3 separate regions of the Homo sapiens genome follow, and all the other regions are linked to region 1. A link is a loop called in an ENCODE intact Hi-C map of the cell type or tissue named here. Cell type or tissue: B cell. All regions are shown on one strand. Each heading gives the region's core, and the rest is flanking DNA. Links, peaks and the distances in the headings are about the cores only. Region 1 overlaps LOC107984543 (a long non-coding RNA gene). Region 2 overlaps LOC105369890 (a long non-coding RNA gene). Region 3 has its middle 67 kb from the start of LINC02399.

Region 1 (10,462 bases), core at 3,510-8,509:
TTTTGGAGTCTAATGACACAAACTTACTTTATTGGTATTACAGAGTCAGTTAGTTTCTCCTTTTCAATTGTTCTGTGCTGAATATAAGTAGTCCTCCCAAGTTTGCTAGATATTTCTTAATATATTTGGCAAATATTTATGTCTGGACATACTTGAAGAACTTGTAGGACAGGAATTCTAGGCTATTATTTATTTGAAAGGTGATAAGTCTACAGGAAAAGAATTCATCCTGAGGGCAAAGAAAATCAAAGGCCAATCAGATAATAGCGGTCACTAATAATTTTCCTCCAGCTAAGCCCCATGAGTCCTGTATACTGTGATGGGTCAAATCGAAAAAGAAGAAGCAACTTTATCCACCAAAATCTCAGTGGGTCATTGAGAGTGCTGATCAACTTCATTGTCACTGTAGGTAACTTTAGCAATAGCAGGATGAGGCAGCTGTTACTTATCCACATTGACCAACAGCAACAACATCAAGCAACCTAAAGAGGATGACGTTAGTAGCTTTAACACTGGTGGCTTTGTAATTGCCACTTTTGGTGTCATCACCATAATGACCTGAAAAGGAAGAAAATGAATCAACCCACATAGAAGTGAAAAGGACTAGTTCCTGATCTTTGTGAGACCACGTTCTAGGGATGTCCAGAACTATTTAAGAGGAATATATGAGGACTGTACTGCTTAAGAAGAAGGAATAGGAAAACAGACAATTCCTACTTTCTGTCATTGTAATCTTATTTTTGTCCCTCGGTTGGTTTAGCTCAGGAAACAAGGGTTGATGAAAAAAAATTTCTAAGGAACAATGAAATAAATGTCTTACATATTTTCAACTATTCTGTAACATTTAACTGCTTATACATTTTGACTATACAATAGCACCATGTTAGCATTTTATTATTTTAAAAAATCACAATAATGTTTCTCAAAGTTTCATCTGAAAAGTGCCACTAGGACACCAGAAAATCTTCAATGGCAGGTTTTGACGTTTTCTTGTTTTTTAATTTCAAAGAAACTATAAGAAAATGCTTTTTTAAATTATAATAAAAATATCTGAATCATAAAACCAGTCTTTCCACTTAAAATGAGCTCATTTTTAGTCATCCAATAAAATATCATGTAACGAAAACTCATTTTAATTCCCCTTAAAACTGCATTTACGTTAGTAAACAACATTTTTTTTCTTACAGAGAAATTGTATCTATAGTATATTATAACACAATGTTGAACACAAGATCTTGCTAACATGTTATACTGGAATTTTATTGTTATAGGATTGAAGGTGCTTTCAAAAACTATCTGGTATAGACTTTAACTTCCAAAATAAAGTCACTAAATTTCAATTTCCAAAGTGAATTCTATAGAACACAAGTGCCACTGTTTTGTTTTGTTTTGTTTTAACATGTTTTGTGTTTTGGGGGTTTTTCAGTACAAAGGATAATTTCCAGGGGCAACTAAGTTTAGGAAATTCTTTGTTAATATTAAACAGGCTCAAAACTGATCTTCTTCAAACAACATATTCTTCTAAAATATCATTTATACTATATAATGTGACTGAATTTCTAGCCTCAGAAGGTTTACATAGGGATTAAATTCACATTTTGAGGAAAATAGCCTTCCTTGTCTGGAAAAATCACGTGGCAGGTGCAGTGTCAAGGACATCCCTGAGGCATAGCCAAAGTCTCCTTCCGCAATTTTCTTCCAAAGCACTGAAAGACATTAACAACTGCCACCACAGAAGGCCTTCTCCAATCCTTATGTGTGAGCTTAATTCTTAATTTTCGTTCAGAGAATTGAATTTAAAATCATATCAATCGATTAACTTACATCTTTTAATTTAAAACAATGTCATATACTATAGTATTACTATTATCATTTTGAGTTGTAAATTATTCAGGAGGGAATTGCTAAAGCCTCCTGGGATTTTTTTTAATAAGTAATTAAATTGCACTAAGACAAAAAATATCTAATCTTTATTTTAAACTACAAAGTGAATCATGACAATAATCTTTGAACAACCAAAGTGCTGTTTGTTGGACAGGTGAAAAATTAGAGAAAATCATTTGTCTTCCATACCATAGAAACATGTTATTTGTAGAGTTAAATATACATTGTCTCAAATGTTCTTTCACTCACTTCCATGCCTCAAAAGCATGACTTTTGTACATAACAACACTCATCAGTTGATTATCAACAACCGCTTACATGAAACCACAGTGCAAAAAATGTGGTTACAAACTACCAAGACAAAAAATGAAAAGAAAAAAACGCTTCCTATTTTTCAGCTTTATAAAAGGTGAAAGGGTGTGGTTAACAAAATAATGTACTTTAAAATAGCCAGAGTAGTGCTGAGACAACTAAACTCATCAAAGTTTGTTTGAGAATATGTTGTAATATCTTTTTAAATGAATATTTTCTAAAATAAGGTGTTTTATTACATGAAGAGTTGAGCCTAGGGCATCACATGTGAGAATTAAAAGTTGCCATATAATTTCTGAAGCCCTCATCCTACCTAGAAGAGCGAAAAGCACCAATCAACTAGAAGAAAAATTACAGTCTGATCAATTGGAAGAGGTAAATTGAGAAAACAGAAAATTCATAGTTAAATTTTGAGCAGATATTTTAAAAAGAAGAAAGGGCTCTAAAGAGAGAAAAGAAGAGAAGAGAAAACAAGAGGAAAAATGCAAAGAGAACAGAAAACTATAATAAAGGGATTAAAAATAGATTTATATCAAATGTGTTTAATTATTTTCCCTTCCCCCCCAAAAACACTATTTTGAAAGGAAAGTTAGCTAACGAATGGAAAATACAAAGTGTGACCACCCAAAAAATACAGAATTGAAACTTTAGTATCACCAAACTAGCTCTTTTGCTTCTCAATAATATGCCATGCCCAGCATCTCTAGTACCTGATCTGCCATTTTATCTGCTATCTGATTCCATGACTCACCTCTTGCTCCTTCTACCACTGCATGGTGGTATCCACAGTGGAGCACACTGGTTTCAGAACACTAGAAGTACAGCTTTAGGAGCAGAAGATTCCTAGTCTACAGGCAGTATAGGGAGAAAACGAGAATTCTGTACTCTCCAGTGTAGTAATTAATTCAGTCAAGGATCATCAACGGATGCTAAAACCTTGAACTCAAAGTATTGCTCCACAGATAGCTTATCAATTAAAAAGTAGAAAGTTTACCTTTACAATGAAGAAGTCTGGCAGTAACTATCCTAATCAAGTGACTAAACTCAGTATCACCGACAATGGAGCAACCTGTCATTCACCTGTGTACTCTTTCTGCCAGAAATACTTTAACCTAAATCTAACTATGAGAAAACAATTAAACAAATACAAAATTTGGAACACTTTTTATTACAAGTGACCTAGACTCTTCAGAAAAAAATAATAGCATGAAAAGCAAAAAAAAAAAAAAAAAAAGAGTGGGAAACTATTCTGTAAAAAGAGATGAAAGATCTCAAACTCAAATGCTATACATAATCCTAGACTGGTTGCTACAAAGAAAAACAATACAGCTATAAGTGACATTTGGTGACAGTTATGGAAATTTAAATATAGAGGTTATATTAGGTGATGGTTTGGATTATTATTATTAGTTTTTTTAGGTACGAAAAGATGTGTTTTTTTAGGTACGAAAAGATGTGTTTTTTAGGAGAATATCCTTAATCATTTTGTAAGCAAATTTCAACTTTAATTTTAGATTCAGGGAGTATGTGTGCAGGTTTGTTACATGGGTAAATTGTGTGATGCTGAGGTTTGGGGTACAATTCACCCCATCACTCAGGTAGTAAGTAGTTAAGTTTTCAAACTTCCACCCCCGGAGTAGTCCCCAGTGTCCATTGTTGCCATCTTTATGTCCATGTGGACCCAATGTTTAGCTCGCACTTATAAATGAGAATAGGCTTTCTCATTTATGGTTTTCTGTTTCTGCATGAATTTGTTTAGGATAATGGCCTGTAGCTGCATCCATATTGCTATAAAGGACATGATTTAGTTATTTTTGTGGTTGCATAGTATTCCATGGTATGTGTGGGTATACATATATGGCATATATACATATATACGTGTGTGTGTATGTGTGTGTGTGTGTATATATATGTACATATATATATGTAATATTTTCTGGCTGGGTGTGGTGGCTCATGCCTGTAATCCCAGCACTTTGGGAGCCAAGGTGGGCAAATCACGACGTAAGGAGTTCGAGACCAGCCTGGCCAACATGGTGAAATCCCATCTCTACTAAAAATACAAAAAATTAGCTGGGTGTGGTGACGGGCATCTGTAATCCTAGCTACTTGGGAGGCTGAGGCAGGAGAATCTCTTGAACCCAGGAGGCAGAGGTTGCAGTGAGCCAAGATTGTGCCACTGCACTCCAGCCCGGGTAACAGTACGAGGCTTCATCTTGAAAATATATATATATATATATATACACACACACACACATATTCATATATACACACACATACATACGTATTTCTATATACATATATACATATATACGTATTTATATATACATATATATACATATATATATACACATATACGTATTTATATATACATATATATACATATATATATACACACACACACACACACACATAGTGTTTTATCCAGTCCACCACTGATGGGCACCTAGGTTGATTCTATGACTTTGCTATTATAAATAGTGCTATGATAAACATACAACTCCATGTGTATTTTTGGTAGAACAATTTATTTTCTTTTGGATATATACCCAGTAATAGGATTGCTGGGTCAAGTGGTAGTTCTTTTTTAAGTTCTTTGAGAAATCTCCAAACTCCTTTCTACAGTGGCTGAACTAATTTACATTCCCACCAACAGTGTATAAGTGTTCTCTTTTCTCTGCAGCCTCACTGGCATCTATTGTTTTTTGACTTTTTAATAATAGCCATTCTGACTAGTGTGAGATGATATCTCATTGTGGTTTTGGTTTACATTTCTTCTGATTAATGATGTGGAGCACTTTTTCATGTTTGTTGACCAATTGTGTGTCTTCTTTTGGGAAGCGTCCATTCTGTCTTTTGACCCCTTTTTAATGTGGTTATTTGTTTTTGGCTTACTGAGTTATTTAAATTTCTTATAGATACTAGATATTAGACCTTTGTTGGATGCAGAGTTTGCAAATATTTTCTCTCATTCTGTGAGTTGTCTGTTTACTCTGTTTATAGTTTTTATTTTGTTTTTGTTTTGCTGTACAGAAACTCTTTAGTTTAATTAGGTCTCATTTGTCCATTTTTGTTTATGCTGCAATTGCTTAATCATAAATTTTTTCCCAAGGTCAGTGGCCAGAATAGTGTTTCCTATGTTTTCTTCTAGGATTCTAATAGTTTGAGGTCTTACATTTAAAGCTTTAATCAACCTTGAATTAATTTTTGTATATGGTGAAAGGTAGGTATCCAGTTTTATTCCTTTGCATATTGCTAGCTAGCTATCCCAGCACCATTTATTGAATAGGAAGTCCTTTCCTCATTGCTTATTTTGGACAGTTTTGTCCAAGATCAGATGGTTGTAGGTGTGTGACTTTATTTATGGGTTCTCTAGAATGCTCTTATTCTTAAGGGATGCAGGTTAAACATACTTGGATGTGACAGAATTCCTGCAATTTACTTTTTAAAAAGTCACTAAAAAACTCCCGTGTGTGTTTGTGTGTATGTGTATGTGTGTGTTTGTAAGGACATAAATCAAATGTGGCACAATAATCAGTTAGTGAAATAGGTTAAAAGTATGCTGTGTTCATTGTACTGTACTATTCTAACATTTTTGTAAGTTTTTAAATGATCAGTGAAAGTTGGGTGGCAGGGAATATTGAGAAATTGTTGGCATTGAAGTCAGAGAACCTGGAAGTTGAATTCATGTTTTTATCTTGGGCAAGCCACTCCCGACTTCCGAGTATGAAAGGGATAACCTCACTGACCTATTCCTTAAGACTGCTGTGAGGATAACAATCTAGGCCCAGGGGTATTTGTAAACTAAAAATCACTGCAGGGTTCTCAATCTGGAGTCCAAGGACAGAAGACAGATTCCATGAACTTGGATGGGAATCTCACTACCCTCTAACTGCAATTTAACATTTCCTTCAATTACACACATTAGCATAAGTTAACATGTCATCTATTTGTTCATAGTAACAGCTCAATATTGTTAGCTGTTATGATTACAGTTAATTTTCTTAAGTTGCACAAGTGACAGTCATGAAAAACATGAGTCAGCAACAGAGCTCTTACAATCTTACATCCTCTTTTTTCTTCCACATCTAAAGGACACGCCTACTCTGAGCCAATACTATGTGAAAGATACTATACCGTTGACTCATATTTTCCATGGCCCTCACTTGTGCAACTTAAAAAACCAAATTGTAATAACAGAGTTTACTCAATGTGTTCAAAACTGAACTCCTGATCTTCCCCCTAAAAAAACTGCTCACTCAAAGCCTCTCCCATGATGTCATTCCAACAGTCCAGGTGCTCAAGTCAAAAACTTTAGAGTCATCCTTGACTTTTCTTTTTTCCACCCTACCTCTAATCCTTTAGGAAATTCTGTTGGCGCTACCTTTAAAATATGTAAAAATCTGACCATTTCCCACCACGAATACTGCTACTGCTCTAGTCCAAGCCACCACCATCTTTCACCCAAAGACTAATACAACAGCCTCCTAAGCAGGTACCCTGCTTCTTCACTTGAGTCTATTCTCTCTGTAAATAATTATCCTTTTAAAATATGTCACATCATCCGTTCTCCTTTTTAAAACTTTGCAATGGTTCCCATTTCTCTCAGAGTAGAAACCAAAGTCCTTCCAACGATCTCAAGAACCCATATGATCTGACTTCCCTTTACCACTGTAACCTCAACTCCTACCTATCTCTCTCTGCCCCCACCCTGTCCCAGCCACACTGGCCTCCTTGACATCCCTAGAACGTGCCAGGCATGCTCCTACCTAAGGATTTTTGCACTGGATGTTCTCACTGCTTTGGAACCCAGATATTTATGTAGCTAATTCCATCATCTCCATGTCTTTGATCAAAGAGTAAGAGGCCTACTCTGACAATTCTTTTTAAAACAGCAACTAACCTAGAGATGCCTAATCCCCCTACCTTTCCTCTAGCACTTATGACCTTCTAATGTATAAATAATATAATATGTAGTGTCTATTGCCCCGTGCTAGATTATGAGCTCCATAGAGGGCAAAGGTCTTTTTTTGTTTCCTCATGTTTTTTTAAATTATTTATTCATTTATCTATTTTGTTATTGTTTTGTTTTCAATTTTTATTGTGCTTAAATATACATAATATAAGATATACTATCTTAACTATTTTTAATGTACAGTTCAATGGTATTAAGAACAGTTATGGCTGGGTGCGGTGGCTCATGCCTGTAATCCTAGCACTTTGGGAGGCCGAGGTAGGAGGATCACTTGAGGTCAGGAGATTGAAACCAGCCTGCTAACATGGTGAAACCCCATCTCTACTAAAAATACAAAAAAAAAAAAAAAAAGAGCCAGGTGTGGTGGCAGGTGCCTGTAATCACAGCTACTCAGGAGGCTAGGGTACAAGAATCGCTTGAACCCAGGAGGCAGAGGTTGCAGTGAGCCGAGATCGAGATCACGCCACTGCACTCCAGCCTGGGCAACAGAGTGAGACTCCATCTCAAAAACAAAACAAACAAAAAAAAGCCAACAGTTATATTGTTGTGCAACCACCATCACCATCCATCTCCAGAACTCTTTATCTTATAAAACTGAAACTCTAGAGTCATTAACAAATAACTCCCCATTGCCATTCACTCATATTTTATTATTATAGCACCTAGAAGTGTTTATTACATAGGTGCTTAACAAATTTTTGATGACTAAATGAATGAATGCCTCTTGTAAAACTTCAAATATCATCTCCTTAGGGAAAAATCCCAAATTTATAATATAAGTACATAGATTTTATCCCAGATTCTCTGTTTTATATAAATTATTCCCATCTCTATACTGTTTGAAGCATTAGCTATGCCTCTTGCACATGTGTAATCTCCGGTATCATTAACATGTAATCTTAGACGTAGCAAATGTTTACTATTAGACACTGAGGACCACTAGAGAGGGAGGGGGATAAATTTTGAAAAACTAACTATTGGGAACTATGTACAGTACCTAGATGATGGGATCAATCATACCTCAAACCTCAGCATCATGCAATATACCCATGTAATAAACCTGCGCATAAACACCCTGAATTTAAAATAAAAGTTGAAATTATTTTTAAAAAGTCCAACAAGAGAACAAATGACCGAAGCCCAGAGCCATGAATGTTGGGTCTCCCCTTACCTCCTAAACCAATCCCTCATGTTTTAGCTCCTCCTCTGTGGTCCCAAGTTGGCCAGTATGTGTTAAAGCCAAGAGGCTCTGAATAGGAAGGGCATAGGTGGCATTTTAGAAAATGCATAGAACTATGTTTTCAATAGTATAAAAAACTAGTTTTTTTTAAAAGTTTTAATTTATGCATAGTAATTATGCATAAATTTTAATTGATGCATACTAATTATGCATAAATTTTAATTGATGCATACTAATTATATATATTTATGGGATACAATGTAATATTTTGATTGCACATGTATGCATTGTGTAATGACCAAATCAGGGTAATTAACATGGCCATCACTTTTAACATTTATCACTTCTTTGTGATAAGAATGTTCAAAAACCTCTCTTTTAGCTATTTTATTGTCATCTCCAGTCTAGTATGCAAAAGAACATGAGAACTTATTCCTCCTATCTAACTGTAAATGTGTACACGTTGACCATCACTCTCATCATCTCTCTCTCCTTCCTACCCTCCCCATCCTCTGGTAACTACTATTCTCCTCTCCACTTCAACGAGAACAACTTTTTAGATTTCAAAAATGAATGAGAGTATGTGGTGTTTGTCTTTCTGTGCCTGGCTTATTTCACTTAACATATTGCCCTCCAGGTTTCTCCATGTTGCTGTAAGTGACAGCATTTCATTCTTTTAAAAATATAACACTTCACGAATTTGCATGTCATCCATACTAATCTTCTCTGTACTATTCCAATTTTAGTATATGTGCTGCTGAAGTGAGCATGATAAAAACAAAGGTTTACCATGAAATATTAATGGCTTTATTTTAAGTGCCTTGAGGGCCAGTGAAAGAGAAAAGATGAGAAGAAGGAGAATCTAATCACTATACTCATACTGGAAACTTGGGGTAAAACAGCAAGTTTCTAAGAGTTCCAGCTGCTCAAGAACCTGCTAGTGCTCTTTTTTTTTTTTTCAGGGGAGGGGGGCACATTATTACAATACAGGGATATCAGCTTTGGGCAGCATCAGAAGGCAGCTTCACATAACTCTTCATGAAGGGTAGTGGCCAAATCTTTCGGCCAGCCCAGCACCCCTTGTGGTGCTGTAGCCCACTGGAAGGCCTCTTGCCCAGCCAACGGTTGTGACCTGCCCTGCCAGTGACCTGTTTGTTATGATCAGTGTTGGATACTCAGCCTACTGTTGCTATGCATGTTTCCAGCACCTGCATCTGCCTCTTAGAGGGCAGCTGGATAACGGTTGTGCCATTCACCTTCCACAGTAGCACACTACACGTCCCTGCAGCTTGGATATACTGGGCACCCCGGCCTGGCTCAATTTCCATGTTGTTGATGAGGGTTCCCACAGGCAGAGCCCCAAGTGGATGTGCATCCCCTTCCTGAGCAGCAACTGCCATTTGGCCTATGTGGTTGGAGTTCAGGATTGTATCTCCAGCCTGCAAGTTTTCTGTGGTGATGATCCAGTGTTTCTGGCTACCCCCAGCAACCAGAGCTATGTCTGCTGACCTACAGGGATCACGGTGGACTTGGATAACCTTCTCCTCAAAGGGTCCTGACTTGGTCTCCTCCTCAGGCCAGAAACACAAAAGTCAATCATGCAATAATGTTGCTTGTGGCCCCTGTCAATACCGTGCACCCAGATCTGGCCTGTGTGGTCTTCACCCCCAGACTTCCTCATCTTCACTGGTTTAATTGTGTACTTGGTATGACTCTTTCAAGGCACAAAGTTGGCACTAAGGGCCATAGAAGTAAGGATTTGGTGGCAGGGGAGCAACATCAAGGCAGAGGGCCATTGGAAGAGGGCATTGTTCATCACCTGGGAGGCAGGGAACAGACTCGGGACAGAAGTGGCAACGGTCGGGGGTGCCAGGCTCAGAGAGTGCAGAGTGCAGGTCAGTGCCCACAGGGCCATCAGGATAGCCAGGGCTCATCACACTCCTGCTAGTGTTCTTGAGAGAAATATTGAGATGGAAAACCTATGAAACCACAATGAATACCCTTCCACCAAAAAGAAAAGGGAAGATGACCTTTTCTTTAGATCCCACCTGAAGTAGGAGAAGGTCAAGATACGTAGAATCCTATTGATACCTATTATTAGTAGGGAAGAA
Region 2 (10,462 bases), core at 3,663-8,662, 170 kb before region 1:
CAATGTTACCGTTTACAGTTTGTGTTGCAAAGAAGTAAATAAAAAGTGAGGCTAAAAGGAAAACAGAGTCCTCATTGAGTTGCCTCCTATTTACCAGTAATCACACCAAGTGTTTTTTGGATTGGCAAAACCGAGCTCTTTATTTTTATACTGGTAACATTTTCCAGTAGGCTCTACCAAAAGGTATCTGAGCACCTTGTGTTGTGAAATTCAGAGAAATGGAAAACATTAAAACAAATAAGCCTTGTCTTCCAGTACAGCCTACTGGAAAAGAAATTCTACCTTTCCAAGGGCATCAGCCTAAATGGGGCCTCAGTTCTTAGAATCCTTAATCAGTTGCCTTAGAAACCACGAGAATGTGGTGAGTGCCTCCAGTCTGCAAGGTAATACTGTGATAGGTTTAATCACCTGTTACTGTTCAAGCACACACTTGAGTGAAGGTGAAATTGTTATTCATTATGACTCGATGGGCTGCGTTTTGTAGATCCTTTTGGCGCTGAAATAAAAGTCTATCTCCTGCCTCAGAAGGAATGTTAGGTCCTCTAGTATTAGGAATTCTTGTTGGTCAGCCTTTGGTGATTTATCTCAGCTGGAAAGCACTCTTGAAAAAAAAAGTGGAATTCAATCCTGTTCAACAGATTATTTATTTAATTCCTACTATGTGTAAGGCACATGGTGAAAAACAGTAGCAAATTATATTCATTCTCATTTCTGAAGAACGCCAGGAATTTACAAAATAAATATGATACACCATGATGTAAATATTAAAATGGTGAGAGAAAAATGTTCTTCTTATCATTTATTTAATCTTACCAGACAAATACAGACTTTGGATTTACAGGTAAATTAAAAAATTATTACTTTTTAATATTATTTGAGACCTCCAAAACATTACCCAAATACATAAAATTGAAAGTAAAGATTACAGTGTGGGTTCTAAAATTAGTCCCAATTTCTGCTATGGAAATTAGATTTAACTCTTAAGTAACATAGCTAAATGGAAGTTCTGGTAGTTTCCTAAATTCTCTTGTGTGTGTGTGACTCTAGGTCTATTCCAACCCTATAATGGTATCTTCTCCAATCAGGGAATTTAATTCCAAACTCTTAGAAGTTTTTGTTTCTTTGCTATTGTTGTTTTTCTTTTTTTCTCATGTTCTTGCTCAAAGATGACTCTTTATATATTGTTTTTTTTTCTTTCTTCTCCCTGTCTTTTCCTTCTGCCCCTTTTCACCTCTCATCTAGATAACAAATGTTAAACGTATAGTTTCACATTTTTCCATACTCATAGACACATGCAGGGGTAAAGGGATCATTGTCATTATTTGTTTTACCAAAATGACATTATATGCAAGAATTACATCTTGCTTTTTTTCACTTAACAATACAGAATATCCATTCAACTTAGATGATACAGGTCTAACTTATTCTTTTTAGTAGACTTATAATGCTCTATGTTACAAATATAGCACAGTTTATTCACCCATTCTTCTATTAATGGTTATTCACCTTTTCAGTGTTGTGCTGCTAGAAACAGAGATGAAATAAACATCCTTTATATTATTTGCACTTTTATTTCTATAGTCCAGAATCATAGGAATAGAACTGCTGAGTCAAATGATGTGTATATTTTTAAAAAAATAAATCGCCAGGTTGTTTTTCAAAAAGTACATTCTTCGAACCATGCATGTGAATATTCTCTTTCACAAATATCCACCTATAGTTGGTATAAATCTTCCTTTAAAATTTTTCAAACTGATGTGTAAAAAGAATGATTTCATTTTCCCTTTCATCTGTATTTTCCTAACTAGTAAAAAATTTGAACAGCTTTTTACTTGTTTATTGTTCATCTGGGCTTACTTCCCTATGAATTAACTATTCAAATTTTTCATTCCTTTTTCTGTAGTATGCTTGTCTTATTGTTATCAATTTGCAAGCTCTCATTGTATATTATAGGTAATAGCACTTTGTCATTTGTGTTGCAAATGTTTTCTCAACTGTTGATTTTTACATATAGCCCCCTGAATTTTCTTATTCTATTTTTTATAAGTAGTGATTTAATCTATCCAGAATTGACAAGGCCAAAGGTAAGGGCCTAATTTTATTTTATTTTTTTCAGGTAGAAAGCCAGTTTTTACCAGCACCATATATGAACAAACAATCTTTTCCCATTGAATTTTAAAATACGATGTCTTTTTTTCTGCTCCTAATCAGTTTGTCAATTTCCATGCCAATTGCCTCCCCATTTGGTTTATGGTAATTTTACAGAATGGTTTATTGTCTATTATGCTTAATCTCTCCTCACTATTCTTGCTTTTTAAATTTTATTGGTAATACTGAATATTTATTCTTCAATATGATTTTTTAAATAATCTTGTCAAATTTTCCCCCTAAGTACACTCCAGCATTGTGTTGAATTTGTATATTAATTTTGAGAGCGTGGATGTTTTTACAATTTTAACTGTTCTCATCTAAAATATGGCATCTTGATCTATTTGGTTAGGGAGTTCTATATATTTACATGAAAATGTATGAGTTTTTTTCATGTAGGTCCTATATATTTCTTGATGAATTTAATCCTAACTATTAAATAGCTTTTTTTTTAGCAAGTAAGTGGTTATTGCCACCCCCCCAACAGACACACACAAAACTATTGCTTTTTAAATATCTATCTTATATCATCAATTCTGAAACACACATTTTTAACATCTTTGAAAATGGGACATATTCTATAATAATGACCTCTTAATTCTGACACTGTTTTTTCCTTCTTGGTGGTTCATAAAGTAACAGATATCTTAAAATATATAATATCTTAGGTTCTTTGAAATATTATATACCCAGTCAACTTACCAAATTTTCTTCTTCTAATTCATAATAGTGGAATTTTTTTTAGGTTTTCTAAGTACAGAAGTATATTATCTGCAATACGATGTCATTTTATCTCTTTTCCAAATTTATACCAATTATTTTACTTTCTTATTGAAGGTAAATATTGCTTTCTTCTTTTTATATTAGTGAATAGTTAGCACAAACAATTTTAATTGTTTGCTGTTGGTTTTTGGTAGGTTTTAATCATAGATAAGGCATTTTTTCCTTTTTCCTATTTTACATAGTTTTTATTAGGAATGCCTGAAAATTTTTAACAAATTCCTTCTAAGAATCTTGTCTTTATTGATAAAACATGATTTTTCTCTTGCAACATATAAAATCATGCTAATAATTTTCTTGATTTTCTACCATTCTTGCATTCCTGGAATTAATCCTACTTAGTGATAGTGTATTATAGTTTCCATTTTTTTGATACAATGCTGAGTTCCATTTCTTTATATTTGAATTTGAATTTTTGCCACTATGTTCACAGGAAGTTGGACTGTAGTGTTTTATCTGCACTACCCTTACTAAGCATTAAGATTATGCTGGCTTTTTATGAGGTTTAAATATTTAGCTTACATGATCTCTAAGGATTTGATCAAACTCAGCCACAAAGACATCGGGTCCTATTAATTTCTTTAATGGTTTATTTTTATTCATTTTTCAGTATTTTATATAGCATTTAGCATACGAAAGTTGTTCTTTTAGATCAATTTTAGTGAATTACATTTAGTATAATATTCATTTTCTCTAAGTTATCAATCGTGTTACAATCGAGTTTCATGAAGATTTTCTCATGTCTTTTACTGTCTTCCACATGTTACTGTCATTTTTCTCTTTTTTCTAATATTTTATTATTTATTTTGCATCTTTTTTGTTTTTCCTTTAACCAGGCTTATGAGAGATTTATCTATTTTATATAGCCTTATCAAATAACCAAGTTCCAGGTTTATTTAGTCTTTCTAGATTTTCCATTTATTTTCTTGTTCATAAGTTTTTGATTTTATCTTTATTAATACATTCTGATTTATATTATGGGTCCTTACATTTCTTTCTTTTTTTTTTTTTTTTTTTGTGAGACAGAGTCTCACTCTGTCGCCTGTCGCCCAAGCTGGAGTACAGTGGCACAATCTTGGTTCACTGCAAGCTCTGCCTCCCAGGTTCAAGTGATTCTCCTGTCTCAGCCTCCAAAGTAGCTGGGATTACAGGCGTGTGCCACCATGCCTGGCTAATTTTTGTATTTTTTTGGTAGAGACGGGGCTTCACCATGTTGGACAGGCTGGTCTCGAACTCCTGACTTCAGGTGATCCACCAGCCTAGGCCTTCCAGAGTGCTGAGATAACAGGCGTGAGCCACCAAGCCCGGCTTCATGGGTCCTTAAATTTCTTAGGATGAGTACAAAAAAACCCTATTTTTAGCCATCTCTTAATAATGGTGCCACTTAAAGCTATAAATTGCATCTAAGTACAATGTTTCCGAACTTTTACTATGTTTCATAAGTTTTGAGTTACATAGCTATTTGAGAACATGGATTGTAAAATCTCCACTTTTGGTTTTAAGTTTTTCTGTGTTTGTTTTTGTTTGGCTATGAACATGATCAATTTTTGTGAATATTCCAGAGATATTTAAAAAATAATATTATCTATTTGAAGGATGAAAAATTCTGTATTTGGCTAGTAGTCAATGTTATTGATTATAACATTTATTTCTTCTGTGTCATTACTTTTGTGTTCTCTATGTGATCTGATTTTGAATATGTATATTGGAATCTCTCTTTTTTTGCTTTATAGTTTTTGCTTTATACATTTAGTAGTATGCTATTTGGTGACTTCAGGTTAAAAGAAGTAACTGAATAAAAATATATTGCCTGGCTTCGGAGAGATCAAGGGCAGGGGTGGGGGTTCTGATCACCTTTTGACTATCATCCAAGGATTATATTAACCTACAGAAAATATTCTACTGAGTACTGCAGAGCAAGTTCAGCAAATATGCCCCCTTCTATCTGAGCAATATAAGTAGACAAGAATTTGACTATCTGTCCAATTGTTTTTGCAACTACCTATGCTGCTGAGGAGGCAGTGTGTTTAATGGTTTAGACTAGGGGATCTTAAGGTAAACTGTATGCTCTTGAGTCAGACTGCAGCTCTTAAAATAACTTTGTTCAGCTCTGTTTTCACACCTGGTAAATAGGAGATGATAATAACACAGCCTACTTTATAGAATTGTTGTGATAATTCGGTGATGGGATTCATGTGAAGCTCAGAGTCACACATGAATCAAACACTCAAAAAATTCTATTAATATTATACTAAGTTCTTGAGGCTCTCCTAGAACCATATACATAAATAGGCTTTGAAAAGAACATGATATTATATATGAATATAAATCAGCAATAGCATTATTAAAGCAGATGAGAGCAATGCAAATGTTCCAGAAATATAATTATAGAGTGTAAAATTATATGAAGTAACATGTAAAACAATGCCAAAAATTAAGTGCAAGTAAAATACAGTTAAGTTCTTCAAGGATAAGGATCGTGTTCCATTCCATTGAAATAGATCCACAGTTTTAAGCACAGAGATAGGTACACTGCAGATTAAATCAAGCTATTTTTTGATTCTCTGTGAAGAGGTACTGTCTCAAATTCTTGGATTAAATTAAATAAAAATTCTAATTTACTATCTCATGTCTCTTTCCTACAAAAGAGACACCTCTAAAACATCTTATAAAAATACTTTTAAAAATATCACTGGAGTAGTATCAGTCAAGGTTCATCATCCAAAACCTCAAAAAATAATAAATCAAAAACCATGAAACCTGACAAACTTTGAAAGACTTTAAAACTCTACCTCCATTTTCTCATACAGAAAATAGGCTTATATTTTTAAAATATTAAGTATCTCATTTTCTTTGGTACTTTGAATCTCTATGAGTCAATAACTTTGTTGCACTATGCAAAGTTGTCTAAGGAGATTAAAAAAACAAAAACCGGGTATTACAATTCCTGCTTTGAGTGAGTTTCCATCTAGCTTCAGATTCACAGCACACACTTAAAAACCTTTCTGAACCAATATATAAAGAGTACAATCTAATATTATGCAAATTGAGTACCTGAGCACTGAGGGGAAGAAAACTGAAGAAGCTAGTAATGTGAGATAAAATTCACCATTGGTCATCTGAACTCTCCAGCACCAGTAGTTCTCCAATGTTAGAATGCTAAAAATCACCAGACTTATTTGTTAAAATGCAGATTTCCAGTTCTAGCTCCAGAGATTCTCATTCAATAGGCCCACGATACCATCCAGGAATCAGGATTTTAATTAAATTCACAATCAGAAGAATGACATAATGTCTCTTTTTCTTCTCCTATAAAAGTGAAACACAAAATAATGCTTGACATGCAAAGATAAGACATGCTCTTACTTCATGGTGACCTGCTTACCAGGAAAGAGGAAGTGAAACAATCTATGAGGACTCTTTTAGCTCTAGGAGGCATATGTTTGTCAAAAGTCAAGCCATGTGAATCACGTAAACAAATTTAAAATGTACTAAAGATCTGTACTATCTGGATTTTCCACCTCTTTTTACCATAGATAAGTCTTTATGTATAGTGGACTATAGTATAATAACATAATATTCCTAATACCATTAAATATTGTCATCATCACAAATAAATTAAAAATCTACTAGCCAACTAGAAAATATTTGCCAACCATATCACATTAAAGGACGATACAGACCAGGCATGGTGGCTCACGCCTGTAATCCCAGCACTTTGGGAGGTTGAGGTGGGTGGATCACCTGAGGTCAGGAGTTCGAGACCAGCCTGGCCAACATGGTGAAACCCTGTCTCTACTTAAAATACAAAAATTAGCCAGGCATGGTGGCAGGCACCTGTAATCCCAACTACTCAGGAGGCTGAGGCAGGAGAATCACTTGAACCCTGGAGGCGGAGGTTGCAGTGAGCCAAGATCAGACCACTGCACTCCAGCCTGGGCAACAGAGTGAGACTCTGAAAAAAAAATTTTATATATATATATAATTAACACATAAAAGCTTTAACCATCTAATAGGAAAAGATGGAAAAAGACTATAAGACAATTTACAGTATAAGACATATAATTGACTCAAGTAAGGAAACTCTTCAACTTCACTAATGTTTAATGAAAAGCAAGTTATGAACACCAAGAATTTCAATTAGCAAAGATTGTTTTCAATGACAATAACTATTAAAAATAGTATTAAGAAAAATGGACTCATTCAGTCCTGTTATTGATTTTTTTTAATTTTCTGAAAAGTAGTTTATAATACATATTAAGAACCTTTAAAAATTCAGATTGTTTCAGTAATTCTTGTTTAGGAGAAAATGCCAAGGTAATAGTAAGAAATGCAGATAAGAATCATTTCTGGAAATGTTCATTATAGCATTATTATAAGAGCAGTAAGTTAAAAACCATCTACATATAAAAATGAGAAGGTGATTGCATGAATTATGGTCTATTCATATTATAGAAATAGTATATAACCATTAAAACTGTTTGTTTTTAAGAAAAATAACATACGAAAATGTTCAATATAAAATGTTAAGTGGAAAAAGAATAATTAAAATTACATATTTGGAAAATATCCCAAATATTTATTTTTTGTATGCTTGTATAACTAGAAAAAATGTGCTGAAATATTGAATGTTGTTTCTGAGTAATGAGATTATGGGTAATTTCCATTTTTCTCCTTGTAATTTTTTTTTCTTTTTTTTTGAAACGGAGTCTCACTCTGTCACCCAGGCTGGAGTGCAGTGGCGTGATCTCGGCTCACTGCAACCTTGCCACCTGGGTTCAAGCAATTCTCCTGCCTCAGCCTACCGAGTAGCTGGGATTACAGGCACCTGCCACTGTGCCCAGCTAATTTTTGTAGTTTTTAGTAGAGATGGGGTTTCACCATGTTGGCCAGGCTGGTCTTGACCTCCTGACCTCGTGATCCACCCACCTCAGCCTCCCAAAGTGCTGGGATTACAGGCCTGAGCCACCGCCCCAGCCTTCTCCTTATAATTTTTTATGCTCCCTAAATATTCTACAATAAGAGCTTATTTTTTAAGCTATCCTTTTGAGAGCTTAAAAAACTTAATACCATAGCATGTCAAAGATTAATAGGATAGAATCAGTTCCCAAAATCAATTAAACACATCATTTCCAACCAAAGGCAATTGAAAAGCAATTTTTAACAGGTATATGTGATCGGAACAGGGGCTAAATCAAGTCAAGGCACGATATCATTAGGAGTAATACAATCGGTTATGAATACTGCCATACACTTTTAATACTTATGTATTTGGGAAAACTTTAAGCAACAATTCTTTAAAGCTAATTTGTTTCTCTTAAGAACTGAGAAAGAATTGATATCTGAGAAAGTTGGAGGCTACCCAAGGAGAGAATTCAATGCCAACAAGGAAATCAAATTACTTGATTCACAAAATTGTTTTTTTATTAAGCTTCTCCTATAGCCCAGATTGTCACTTGAAGGCTGGGAGAGCAACCACCTCCATAGTACTTAAAAGCCTAGTTGAAAGTAAAAAATCTGAAAGAGACTTCAAATCTGCAGGCAAGGAAGATTTGGAAAGACTTCACTGGTTTCTAAACCCAGTTACTACTCAGAAGCACCTACAGAGCTTGTTAACCCTAGATTCCTGACCCCATTCCTAGCGATTCAGAAGGTGGAAGGTAGGTTCGGAAATGTGATTTTAAAGATATATCCCTGGTAATTCTAATGAAGTCCAAGTCCTGAGACCAGCATCTGAGAACTGCTGATATAGAACCAACAAGGAATTTAGGCCCAAAGAAGTAAAGATCAATTACATAATTTAGTTAGTAACAAAGCAAGAAATGCATTTGGATGCCTTGTCTAGAAACCAATGCTTTTTCTACTATATTTTATATTTCTAAACCACTCTCCCAACAGAACAATAATAATATAGGTTAGGTTTAGGTAAAGTACCAGGCAGCCTCAGCACCTGAGTTTCAATCTTACAATGAAAACTGGGAGGACCCACTTAAACTACAAAAGGAGTTTGTGTGGCTCTTACAAAAATCCTCAATTTCAGAACATTTTCTATAGTAGCTTAGATAACTCAAAACCCAGCTTAAAAACTAAGTAGCAGATATAGTGAGACTTTTTGCTAGTTCACACTTTTTCATTTTTTTTGAAGATCACGCACCAAAAATCACTGCATATTTGTTGTGTGATATTACAGCTATAAAATAAACAAATGTTGATTCCTTAGCTCTTTTATCCTTGGATGTTTTCACTAGCTGAGATTTTGAAATGGGGAATTATTAAAAGAAGAAGTCATACAATTATGTCATACGAACTTTCACAACTGCAAGTAAAGGGATATTCTCTTTTTACTAGGCATCTATTATGTGCCAAGTACATTTAGTTAATCTGCATAAACCTTGTTAAGCAATCATTATTGGTCCTCATTTTACAGACCAAGAAATAAAAGGAAGAAAAATCTGAGTAAATATTTTATTCAAGGCCACAAAGCCAGAAAGTGGCAAAGTGGGAATTTGAGTTCAGAACTCACAGTAATCTCAAGCTCTTTCTGTTTCCCCCAAACTCTCCCTTCCCCTTCACAACCAAAAATGTCTTTGTCAATAGAGGATATTTGAATGAAAGAGACAAATGTAAATGTTACTCTATATGCTAAACTTTTTCTATACTTTACCAATAACTGTAATTATTGATTCACTATGTTCTTCCCCAAGAGAAATAAAAAAGTACACCCTGCTTACTCTTTTTAAGTTATTATTATATAACTTATAGGAAGACATTACAGATCTAAAATCATCTCCTTAGTATTTTAGTCCTTGAGTGACAATCTAAATTGTGTACTTGTTTTTTTTAAACGGCCATTGATTGCAGGGTTGAAAAGGCTTTGTTCTATCAGAGTGGTCTAAATTTTTGAAATTTCCCTGTGGGTCACTGTATTCTCTCAAGTGACACAACCTTTGCTACAGAGTTATGCTGAAATTGCAGTGGAAGTTACAACAAGAATTTTACCAGTTGCCAGTTTATTTCTGGATCCAAGAGCTACCTAGGAAATCTTCCTCTTGAAAATTAATCTAGTTTGAAACTGAAGAAGGCCAGTGGCATGGTGGCTGTAACCAAGAGGGTATGAAGTGGGGACAGTGCTAATATGTGTTGTCTTATCAGACTACTGCCTCTTCCCAATTTAAAGCAGCGGCATGTTCTAATTAAAATGTGAGAAGAGTAGAGGAACAATTGTATCATCAAGGAGACAATTTCTAACACATAGGATTATTATTTATAATTATTAGCTTCATTATCCTCATCACCATTCATAAAACATCTGAGTTCTAGAGAAGAGTTCTAAAGCATATTTCTTTGCAAGAGCAAGAGTCACTTCACATTAACACCAGATTCCACAGATTTTGAATTTGTTCCCAATGGTCTATTTTTACTGGAACTAAAGACAATAAGCTGCCTGAGTGTGGTGTGAAATATCTATAGATATGCATCCCCTGGGCCCTCTCAAATTTTTCTCATTACTCTTTACTAGGTCTTTTGAAACAGA
Region 3 (10,462 bases), core at 2,770-7,769, 120 kb before region 1:
TAATAAATGATTTCAGTTCTTTAAGTTGAATCTCATTTCTGAGAGTTCACATTCATAATGGAAATCTATCATCTAAGAATTAATAGCAGCCTCATAGATGTCTCCAAAATTACTACAACTTACCCATTGGGATCTCCTAAAATAGGCATTCAGGTACCAGAAGTTGATCATGTAGGCATTCTGTGATGAGTTTAATTATGCCAAAGAATGCCTACATTTGTCTTAAATCTACTTTTAGAAACCAGTTGTCAAAACAGTCCACAATGTGTGGATCTGTGGGTGAACTCCATAAACAGGTGTCACTATATTTTTCTGTCTTGAAAAATACATCAAGTAGTGTCTGCTAGCTGCCAAACAAAAGATTACATAGAAATACTGATGGAGAAACAGGACCCATAAGACATCAGCTCATCCTTAGCTTGTGTGTTTAAAGTCAATCAGCTTTACAGAGTGTCCCATTTACATTCCTCATATCACAATGTCTATACTTCCTTGCAGAAAATTTCTTGTCAGGATTTAAAAGAGGCCATCGTTGATAAGATTAATGAGCTCCATCTAAGAAAATGAGCCATTACCATGTTTATCACCAATTTTTCCCCCAATAGCTATCTCTGTAATATATAATAAAACTCTGCAGACAAATTCTTCTACCCTCTTACCTTCTGCCTTTGTAAATTTGCCATGTAATAACAACATTTATTCATATAGAAGGCTGCTTAGAAAAGTATGTGTGGTGTCCTGAATGGCTGCCACATTTTATCTCAGCAGAGTTCCATTCTATGTTAGCAGGCAGAGCAGTCCTCTTTCATTGACAGTGTCAAAATAGATACATCCTCAAAGAGTTAAGACATCTGTGGTGCATGCTATTAGGGTTAACCTCAGGTTCAATCAGCTACTATAGTCCAAGAGGAAAATGGACTCCAAAGTAAGCTCCCAGATCCAACAGGGTATTCACCCCCTCATAAAAGGCTCCCAGATTAAGATCTGAAGAGGCTTTTATAAGCTGATCCCCAGGGTCCCTGGGAAAACAGTGTGAGTTCATCTACACAAGGTAATGGGTTATGACAACATAACAGAAGATAATACCAAAAAAAATACTTCTCCCAATATTATCTAACACCTGATTAGAAATGGTAAATAAAAGAAATATTTAAATGACTTCTATTTTGACAGTTAATAGACTTGCATTCTACATCCTCAGAAGAAACAAATTTCTTGGCTACGTTTTTGCACTAAAGTAGTTAAATCCGAAAGCCAATGTTTCTCTGAGATCTTATATATCATCAGTTGGGCTAAGATCAAATATCCTCTTATTCCCTCTCTTCAATTGTGTTCTGGATTGCAAAAAAGTTTAAGCTCCAAATGAAAAGGAATAGATAAGTATTTTGCAGCATAAAAATAAACTGCCTGTTAAGTATGATCTCTTAAGGAGTATAAAATTTCTATAAGCTGGTATACATGTTGCATGTGGCTCAAAGACTATCCTGCATTTTCCACCAGTCTGGTTTTTAACTGGCTGTTCCAAGGCCATAAACTCTCAGAGGGAAGCTCTCTGTAATTTGATATGGAATTTCATGATTTAGAGGCCCACGGCAGGAATGATGGAAAGGGAGTTTTCTCAACTCAAAGCTCCTATAGGGAGATCAAAGCTCATTATCTGAATCTTGGACTAGTTTATTTTACAAAGCCAGAAACTAGCATAAGCTTTGTTAACTCCTTCAATTTTATTCTTTGGGTGAAGAATTCTAAACACTTTCCAGAAAAGTATATTAAATGCCACTGGATGGAGGAAAAGAAAAGCTGAGTACATCCAATATGTTGGAGGACAAATAGTGGGAAATCAAAAGTTAGAAGATTAGCCTAGTTTTTCATAGAGACAATCCTTTAATCTTTCCCAGGAAATAAAAGGCTTCCAGTGAGGGGAAACAATGGACCTGAACAGCAGGAGTATTTGGGATGGGAGCCAGTGAGCAAGAGTCACTAACAGAGAGTGGTAATTTGGAATGAATTGCTGTTTTGTGTTGTGAAGCACCAGGACACAGCTGGTGTACTGGCTAACCTGAGGATTTGTAGTGACTGCATTGAAATGGTAATGAAGTTTTTATTTTATGATTGCAGATGTTTGTAGATTATTGTTATTAAGCTTATTAGAGTAACAGTACAAATATGAGATTTTTGTTTACTTGGTATCTTATTTATAAGAGCTTTGTTAAAGTCTTTTTAACCCAAGTCAAGAAAATAAAAGGCATGCAGTAACCAAAATGTGGTAAACCATCAGGCAATCCTTTGTGTGTGTGTGTGTGTGTGCGTGCGTGTGTGTGTGCGTGCGTGTGTGTGTATGTGTGTGTAGGGTTCTCCTACCTTTGAGGCAAATCTGAAAGTTTCCATGATTGTTGTGCCTTAAGTAATATTGTCAAGTGATCTGCTCAAAGGTAAAACACACAATCATTATATTAACAGTGTTTAATATCAGTGGTCTGGAGTTGGACTGCCTAGCCAACTATGCCATGTACAAACTGTGTAATGTTAGTTACTTGACTTCTTTATGTCTCAATTTCCTCCTGTGTAAAACTGGGGTTAAAAAAATGCTACCCCTTTCATAAAGTCATTCTGAAGATTCAATGAGATTATCTGAATAGAGCCTTGGCAATTAATGTTCACTCTTACCTAAAAGGGTCTTTAATGTGGAAGAAAGTTTACGCATTTTATTCAAAAGGCTTGACACAAAGAAATTCATTGCGAACTCTATTGTCTTGCAGACTGTTCTGCTTAATCAAGTAATCCGAAGTATACATACATGTTTTATGTGAATAACAAGTTTTAGAAGCAATGAAATAAATAATATTTAGTTGTTTTATTGTTAGGCATAGATGACCTCCTTTTAATAATTTAGAAACTGCTGAAGAACCTTGAAATCTCTCAAGAAATTGTCATCAGTGACTACCAAGTAGTATCATAAGATATACTGACAAAAGTGTTGGAGATTCCAGCTATAAAACTCCCAAATGATTTTGCTTTCATTATGGTTCTTTTCCTAGCTGGCCAGAAGGACACAATAAATACATAGGAAGAGAAATGAGCATTCACTGGGGAATTCAATTTGTAACTTGACAGAACAATTTCCTTAGGTTGAAAAATTCAAAATCCCCCAAAATAACCCATATGTAAAAATAAAGTCATTATCATTATACATTTCAAAATGAAAATAACTACTAGTTGGCCAATTAAAGTGAAACCTCTTTCATATTGACTACTCACCAGTTCCTTCCAGTGTTGTGATGCTGATGATTTAGTACCAATTTGAGAAACTAATGAAGAATCCTGTGATTCAATGAAATATATTTGGAGTCTACTCATAAATTTTCAATAAGTTGAAAACTACTAAAAATTTTCAAATAGGTATATATTTTCTGGAGTTTTCTAACAAAATTCAATAGAAATTGGTTCATAGTCAGTGGTTATAGAGTAATAGCTTAAGATATTTTAAGGGTTTATTTTAAGTACTATACTATAGAGTTTGTAAAATTATATGTTCACCTCAATGTATCCATAACCTATTTCATTAACCCAAGGTACCCACTTTGGGTTATGACTTCGGAAGTAATAAAAAAAAAACACATTGTGTAAATTATAAAGCACTAACTTGGAGTAGGGTGAATGTCAGGGAATTGGGAAGCCAATCAATTTAAATATCTCTAAATTCAAAAATGATTCACTTCAGAAAAGTTCCATTCTCTAGTAGGTATTTTTCCCAAGTGGAATTTGTAGATTTAAAAATGATGTAAGCCTGGAGCTGCCAAGGATCAACACATAAGGAAAGATTGTGTGAGAATGAAACTAACTCAGAGGAAAGCTGAGCCCAAGAGACTGAGGGAGACAGGCCCTGGTGACATCATTTGAGGCCTCAGAATTCAACCATGCCTGGGCTTCTTAGTTCTATGAGCCACTAAGCTCTCTTTATGGCCTTTGCCTGTCAGAGCTGGATTTCTGTTACTTAAAAACAGACAGAACCCTGACTTATACAGAGACTGTGGTCAGAAATTTTGAGGAAATGCTTCAAACTTTATCTCTCTTGCAAATTCTTATTGTGCACTAACTTATTAAAAGATCTGGGAAAATCCACTGGAAGGAAACTTGTTTATCTTTGTTGACCACTGTTTTCAGTCTTGGTTGATGATGGAACCTCCTTTCACCCAACACCTATGAACATATTTGGGAGTGGGATACTCATCTAGGGCATGGTGGAAAAAGAATTGTCAAAAAATATGTGCTGATCACTCTTGTTTGACTCCAGCAGCATTCCAGAAGAAGAAAGCCATTAAGTGAAGTAGTCTCCTATTTATCAGATGAGCAAGTCTAAATGAGTAGGGAGCTGAGGTTCATCCTCCTTTGCATCCTATATCCCCACTGCACAAGGGCAGGATGGTGGACATCTACCATCTCTTTAAATGGCAAATTCTAAGGTGCTTACGATAACTTGCCGGTCCTTCCCTCTGCCATGTTCTAATATGTCAGTGGTTTTTCCTGACTTCATTTCTCTCTTAGTCTGTTGGTGCTGCCATAACAAAATGTCTGATATTGGGTAATCTATAAGGAACATAATTTTTTTTCATGGACCCACAGCCTGGAAAGTCTAAAATCAAGGCACTGACAGGTTCAGTGTCTGGTGAGGGCCTGGTCTCTGCTTCCAAAATGGCACTTTGAACCCTGTTCTCACGTGGCAGAGCCCTCATGACCTAATCACCTACTAATGGCCTCACCCCTTAAGATTGTTGCATTGGAGATTAACTTTCAAACTGAATTTTGGAGGTGACACAAATACTCAAACTATAGCATGCTGCCCCTCATCCCCCAAAATTCATGTTATTCTCACATAAAAAATAAATTCATTCTATCCTAATAGCCCCAAAAGTCTTAACTCATTCCAGCATAAACTTTAAGTCTAAGTCTAACATCTAATCTAAATATCACCTAAATCATATATAGGTGAGATTCAAGGTATGACTCATCCTGAGATAAATTGTTCTCAAGCTGTGAACCTATGAAATCAAACAAGTTCTATGATTCCAAAATATAATGGTAGGACAGGTACAAAACAGATATTATTTCCATCTCTGAAGGGAGAAGTAAGAAAGAAGAAACGGGTAATAGGTCCCAAGTAAGTCTAACACCCAACAGGCAAATAACATTAAATCTTGAGGCCTGAAAACAACCTTCTTTGACCACATCCTGTGAGGCTTGTGTCCCCAAGACTCTAGGGGACTCCACCCCCATGGCTCTTCCGAGTGCAGCCTATGCAATAGCTCGCATATGTTTGAGTCAAATGCCTTCAGCTCTGCCAGGCTGAAACAGCATTCTGGAGGCTCTACCGTTTTAAGATCTCAGAGATCTTCAACAATAAGATTCCCCACTCCCATGACTCTGCTGGTCATGTTCCTAGCAGGACATCCTGTGAGGATTTGTCCCCAAGACTCTAGGGAACTCCACCCCCATGGCTCTTCTGAGTACAGCCAGAGTATCCCACTCCCAAATACGTTCATAGGTGTTGGGTGACAGGAGACCTCATCATCAACCAAGATTGAAAACTGTGGTCAACAAAGATAAACAAGTTTCCTTACAGTGGATTTTCCCAAATCTTTTAATAAGTTAGTGCACAATAAGAATCTGCAAAAGACAGATTCTAGTTTGTGCTACAGATAAATAGTTTGAAGGATTTCCCCAAAATTTCTGACCACATAAACAAATGATATAAAATTTACATAGTAATCTGATTTTTAAAGGAAGGGATTCTTTAATAATTTCTTATTTATTTTCGTTCTGAGAGTAAAAATCAGCATACTCATCACTTATATAATATAAATTTGAGAAGAGCTCTTCATGAATTCCCCATTCAATTATTTTATCTTTAAATAAAAGGTGAATCGTGTTAAGCATTTTAATCAACTCTTTGGAAAGCCATCATAAATACATTTCTCCGTTTATGAGTAACATGGAAAATAAGCGCTGACACAAGATAATCCTAAAGATTACTGCTATTCAATAGCCTTGTGTACTTCACTCTTTGGGTGTTTAATAAATACTTGCTGCTTGATTAACTTTAAGGAATAGAAAGATTCTCTCACTAGTGTGAACAAAAGAAGTGATTGTCACACACCCTGTGTTCTGCTTTTATTCCCTTTCATTTTTTTTTCTTATGTCTGCTAGAATAAGAAATAAAAAAAATAGAGAAGTTCATGTTTGGAAAAATATGAGTACTTAACATGGATATGAATAAATTATTACCAAACTGCATGTAGCATGAGTATATAACATTGAGTCAAAATTAATGTAACAGAACTTAAAACTGGTCAAAAATTCACTGTATCTCCTAGAATTTGGAGAATCGGTCAAATTTTACTAATATTTTGAACATGTAACCATATTTGAGTAATATTGCTTTCATTAGAAATTTTCTCTTTAACCTAAAATGCATGCTAAGTTTTTTCTGAACCCTTAAGCATGCTTCTATTATCTACAAGATAATTTTTACCCCACTTAATTCAGTCAATGGGTATTTATTAAATACCCCCTATCTGCCAGGTACTGTGTCTGCAATGAAAAAAACACACATGTCCCAGCCCTTATAAAACTTGTATACTGGTAAACAGTCTCAGATTGTATAATATAAACCATTGGCAAAATGGAGTTCTGCTTTCAGAAAAAAGTGTACTTTATAGCAAACTTGGCTAAAACACAAATATTCCAGTAAATAGGGCATAACTGCCTGTGCTGTTTTAGAGACACAATTCTGAAACCAAACACTGACTTTGAGTGAAGTAGAGCTTAGTTCAAATTCGGCTCTGCTCCTTTTTGGATTCATGACTCTATCTATAAAATCAGATTAATAACCCTAAATTCACAGGCATAATGTGAAAATTACATGGAATTTGTACAAGGAAGATTAAGTAGTAAGCCCCCCAAAAGTGACAGCTCTTGATACTGCTACTACTTCTGCTTATATCTTACTTTGTAAATCAGAAGTTTGAATTGAAACCAGAAAAACCTCAATGCTTGTAGAGGGCATGTCCTGGTACATTTACATATATCCGGAATTTTTTATTTAAATATCCTTGTTCATAAAGCCTTTCTAATTACAAAAGCCACTGTTTTTCCTTTTAACACTCTTTTATAGTCTTAGAATAGTGCAGTACTTTTCAAACTTAACAACTTCTGGACCTTAAATTGAAGAGTACTGCACTGTATATATTTGAACCAATGACTTTCAGTAAGTGTGAGTGTGTGTGTAAGTGTGTGAGGGTGGAAGACACTTCAGTGCTTCCTTCCCAGGATTATTAATGTGAATTAACTATTAACTGATCAGTAATAAAGATGATGCAGTGAGAGAGAGTCAAGTTGAAACTGGACTGACTTCCAAGGTTATATCCTAATATCAGTAATTGCTTTGTAACTCTTAGGAAAATCCCTAATTTGACTTATTTTCATTCACTTTAAAAACCATAATCAATTATAAGTTATATTTCAATCCATTCCAGTTGAGTTTTCTTTTCTTTTCTTTTTCTGAGACAGAGTCTTGCTCTGTCGCGTAGGCTGGAGTGCAGTGGTGCGATCTCTACTCACTGCAACCTCCGCCTCCCGGGTTCTCGAACTCCTGACCTCAAGTGATCTGCCTGCCTCTGCTTCCCTAAGTGCTGCAGTTGAGTTTTCTTACCACTTCTAAGTAACACACATAGAAACTTGCTTCTCCTTCACCAAATGTTTGAAGAGGACATTTAGAAACTGTTACTCCTTGATAGCAGTAGAAGGATCACTTCAAATTAGAGTTGGAGAGAGTCTGATTTACAGAATGACAGTCTTAAAGCATTTAAAATGAAGATTATTTGGCAATTACCTAGGAAAGATTAAATATGTAGTAATAGTTTTATTAGTGTTTGCATTACAGGATTTACTGCTGTTTGTGTATTTGGTCACATGTTCCTTTTTTCCAATCAAATATTTGTGTTTTAATATGACAAAAAGTGATCAATTATAAATTTGATTAAAATAAAATTTCTAAAATGAATTCTAACATTTCCTTCCTATGAATAAGTACTTGTTAAATCTTTAAAATCACATATAAAGACCTATTTCCAAACAATAGGATTTCTTTTTCCATTACATATGATGATACGCCTGGCCAGAGCAGCCACATGTCATTGTTTATTCATTTATGCGAGATTTACATTTCATAGATGTCCATGAGCCCTTTTATCCTTAAATAAACAGTTTTATAAAAAGATGTATTACTTGTAAGTCTATATCATGAAAAGAACTTTTTCCTTTTTTGATCTGGCCTCCTCCTACCCTCACTTCCGTCATTTAAAAAAAAAATTTAAAAAGAAAGGGTCAGAGGAAATAGCTGGGGTTGGAAGGAGCCTAAAAGAATAAAAAAGCAGTTTATCCAGCAGCTGGTGGTTGCTTATTTGACATAGAAGTGACCAGACTCTTTCTAGATGTTTTCCTCCCATACACGATCTATAAACTTATAAAAAACTTAGAATATATAACACTTATTATAGATAACACTTATAATAATAAATATAAGTACATGCTTTATATGTGACAGATATGATTACTGTCTATGAGGATCTCTCAGTGTTTTGCAGGTCTTTATTTTTTAAATAAATAATCTTTAAAAACATTCCTGCAAAAAGAGCATAAGTCAGATATCTCAATTTTTAAAGGCTAGCGTAAAAAGTAAACATGAAGAGGCTAAGTTAAGGAAAATGCTCATGAAGATTCAGCTCTGGCATAGAATGCTGGTGTGAGTGTGTGTGTGTCCATGTGCACATGCACGCACACGAATGTGTCTCCATTTCTGCCTTTGCTTCTCTATATCTTAGGGTTTTTCTGTTTCTATGTTTCTCTAACTGGATCTCCTCTCTTACTTGCTTTATCAATCAATCTTTGGCAAAGCTGATTTTCCTTTATCTTGTCTGGAACATATTAATTGTCCTATTACAGTTTATCTTATACAAGCCGTAAGTTTCAACCCTTGCCCTAAATCTTGGTGTCTGCTCCACTAAAATATGGCAAATGTGGATGAATACATGTGAAACAACACATTCGAGGATGCAAAATGCCCTGATACATGTGGAGAAGGGAGTTGGGGAAGCAATGCCTGATGAATAGGAGAGAGGGGTTGCAGATATGTGGTGGGTATTTTTATATGGAGAACGTGATCATAATCCTATAACTTCTACCATGACCAAGGTAAAGGTATGGTACTGCCCCCTTAACTCCTACACAGTCAACAAACCCCTCCTGGGCATAGATGGGAGGCAAAAACAAATGAGGCCATGCTCTACCCTCTTGAATTTACAATTTTTTAAATGTAAACATGCCCAATTGTAAAGTGAAATATGTTACAGTGAAGCACATGGTTTTTTTTTAAGAAGCTCTGGGAGTATGAAGGAAAGGCTGGTCATATTCATTCATATATGTAATTTATCTTCCCCCCCTTTAGGCTGCCTTAAAGTTCAGTTAAATCTGATATCATCTTTACAAAATTTCAGGCAAGGAAAGGCAACAAGGAAGATCATAAAATATAATTTGTGCTGAATTATTTTTATATCCTCAACTCTGACCCCCAACACCACCATTTGAAGGCTTCTTGTCCTGTTACTTAAGGACAATCTTAGGCTTGCTCCCCACGCCCCAAAACTCTCATTAGTAATTGTAATGGTAGACTGAGCCAAAAGTGTCATAGTTACATCCTTCTCAACAAACACCCTAACAAGTCTTTTTGCCTCTGAATAACAGCAACAAAGACAAACCCCAGCTACCTAGGTCTGTGGGTTGGTAGTTCCCATCTTCAAGTCATTATTTAATTGAAAATGTATTTTTGATTTGTTAGAAAGAAAAATAACTGGCAAAGTTTATCAGGAATATATTAGCATAAAATGTCAATTCTTAATTTGTAAGTAATAATGTGGAAAATGGCAGATCATTAATTCCTGATTTGGTCAGTAATCAAAAGCTAGGAGACATTCTGAAATGCCTACTAGTGGATCTTAGGCAATTAAAACATCTCCCAATGTTCCTAGAATATTTTCACTCAGACTCTTGAATATGTCAAACTGGTTGGCAATATGCCAAAGTCAGAATAGATCCGTACCAATAAAGCACTTGGGAACCAAGATAGGGTTTCTTAGAGAGCAAAGATACCAATCTGGTATTGTACAACTAGCAAGAGATAAATTGCAGCCAAAGGAAAGAGAATTTTATCAGCTCCTGCAAAGTGAGGTACCAAGGTTGATATGGATAACTTTGCTTTTATTCCATTTCCAAAGAAGCTACTTTTTCAATGCCAGTTTTTCAGTCTTTTGGCTACATTTCTAATTCTGAATGTTCACAGAGGATTCAAAAAAGTATGTTATCTACAGAAATACCAAAAAAGATATAAAGGATTTGTTTCTAGTAAAAA

What was found. A loop is a pair of places that touch in the nucleus more often than their neighbours do. Peaks named below come from ENCODE experiments on the same cell type or tissue, not always from the same donor. Only the 100,000 strongest peaks of a DNase experiment are listed, where the experiment ranks them.
Region 2: a loop joins it to region 1, with 5 times the contacts of the local background. A loop is called at or near these places in 2 of 110 quality-filtered maps.
Region 3: a loop joins it to region 1, with 5 times the contacts of the local background. A loop is called at or near these places in 9 of 110 quality-filtered maps.

Annotation. Positions count from the first base shown.
Region 1 is chr12:89,752,718-89,763,179 of GRCh38, reverse strand. The region is part of intron 2 of LOC107984543 (a long non-coding RNA gene); the gene reads right to left. It also overlaps the pseudogene MRPL2P1 and the pseudogene RNU6-148P. Among named protein-coding and RNA genes, the nearest start is that of ATP2B1-AS1, 49 kb to the right of the region's middle. In B cell, for the core only: no CTCF peak of the experiment used is centred there; a DNase peak (open chromatin) is centred at 6,299; H3K27ac peaks cover 597 bases.
Region 2 is chr12:89,923,175-89,933,636 of GRCh38, reverse strand. LOC105369890 (a long non-coding RNA gene) reads right to left here. Exons shown (of 13, transcript XR_001749246.2): 3 at 5,983-6,237; 4 at 409-601. Among named protein-coding and RNA genes, the nearest start is that of LINC02399, 19 kb to the left of the region's middle. In B cell, for the core only: no CTCF peak of the experiment used is centred there; DNase peaks (open chromatin) are centred at 4,968 and 6,216; H3K4me3 peaks cover 2,491 bases; H3K27ac peaks cover 3,515 bases.
Region 3 is chr12:89,875,688-89,886,149 of GRCh38, reverse strand. No RefSeq gene overlaps it. Among named protein-coding and RNA genes, the nearest start is that of LINC02399, 67 kb to the left of the region's middle. RefSeq lists enhancers at 1,501-2,426, 5,262-5,331, 5,412-5,541. In B cell, for the core only: no CTCF peak of the experiment used is centred there; DNase peaks (open chromatin) are centred at 3,979, 5,249 and 7,009; H3K4me3 peaks cover 3,406 bases; H3K27ac peaks cover 5,000 bases.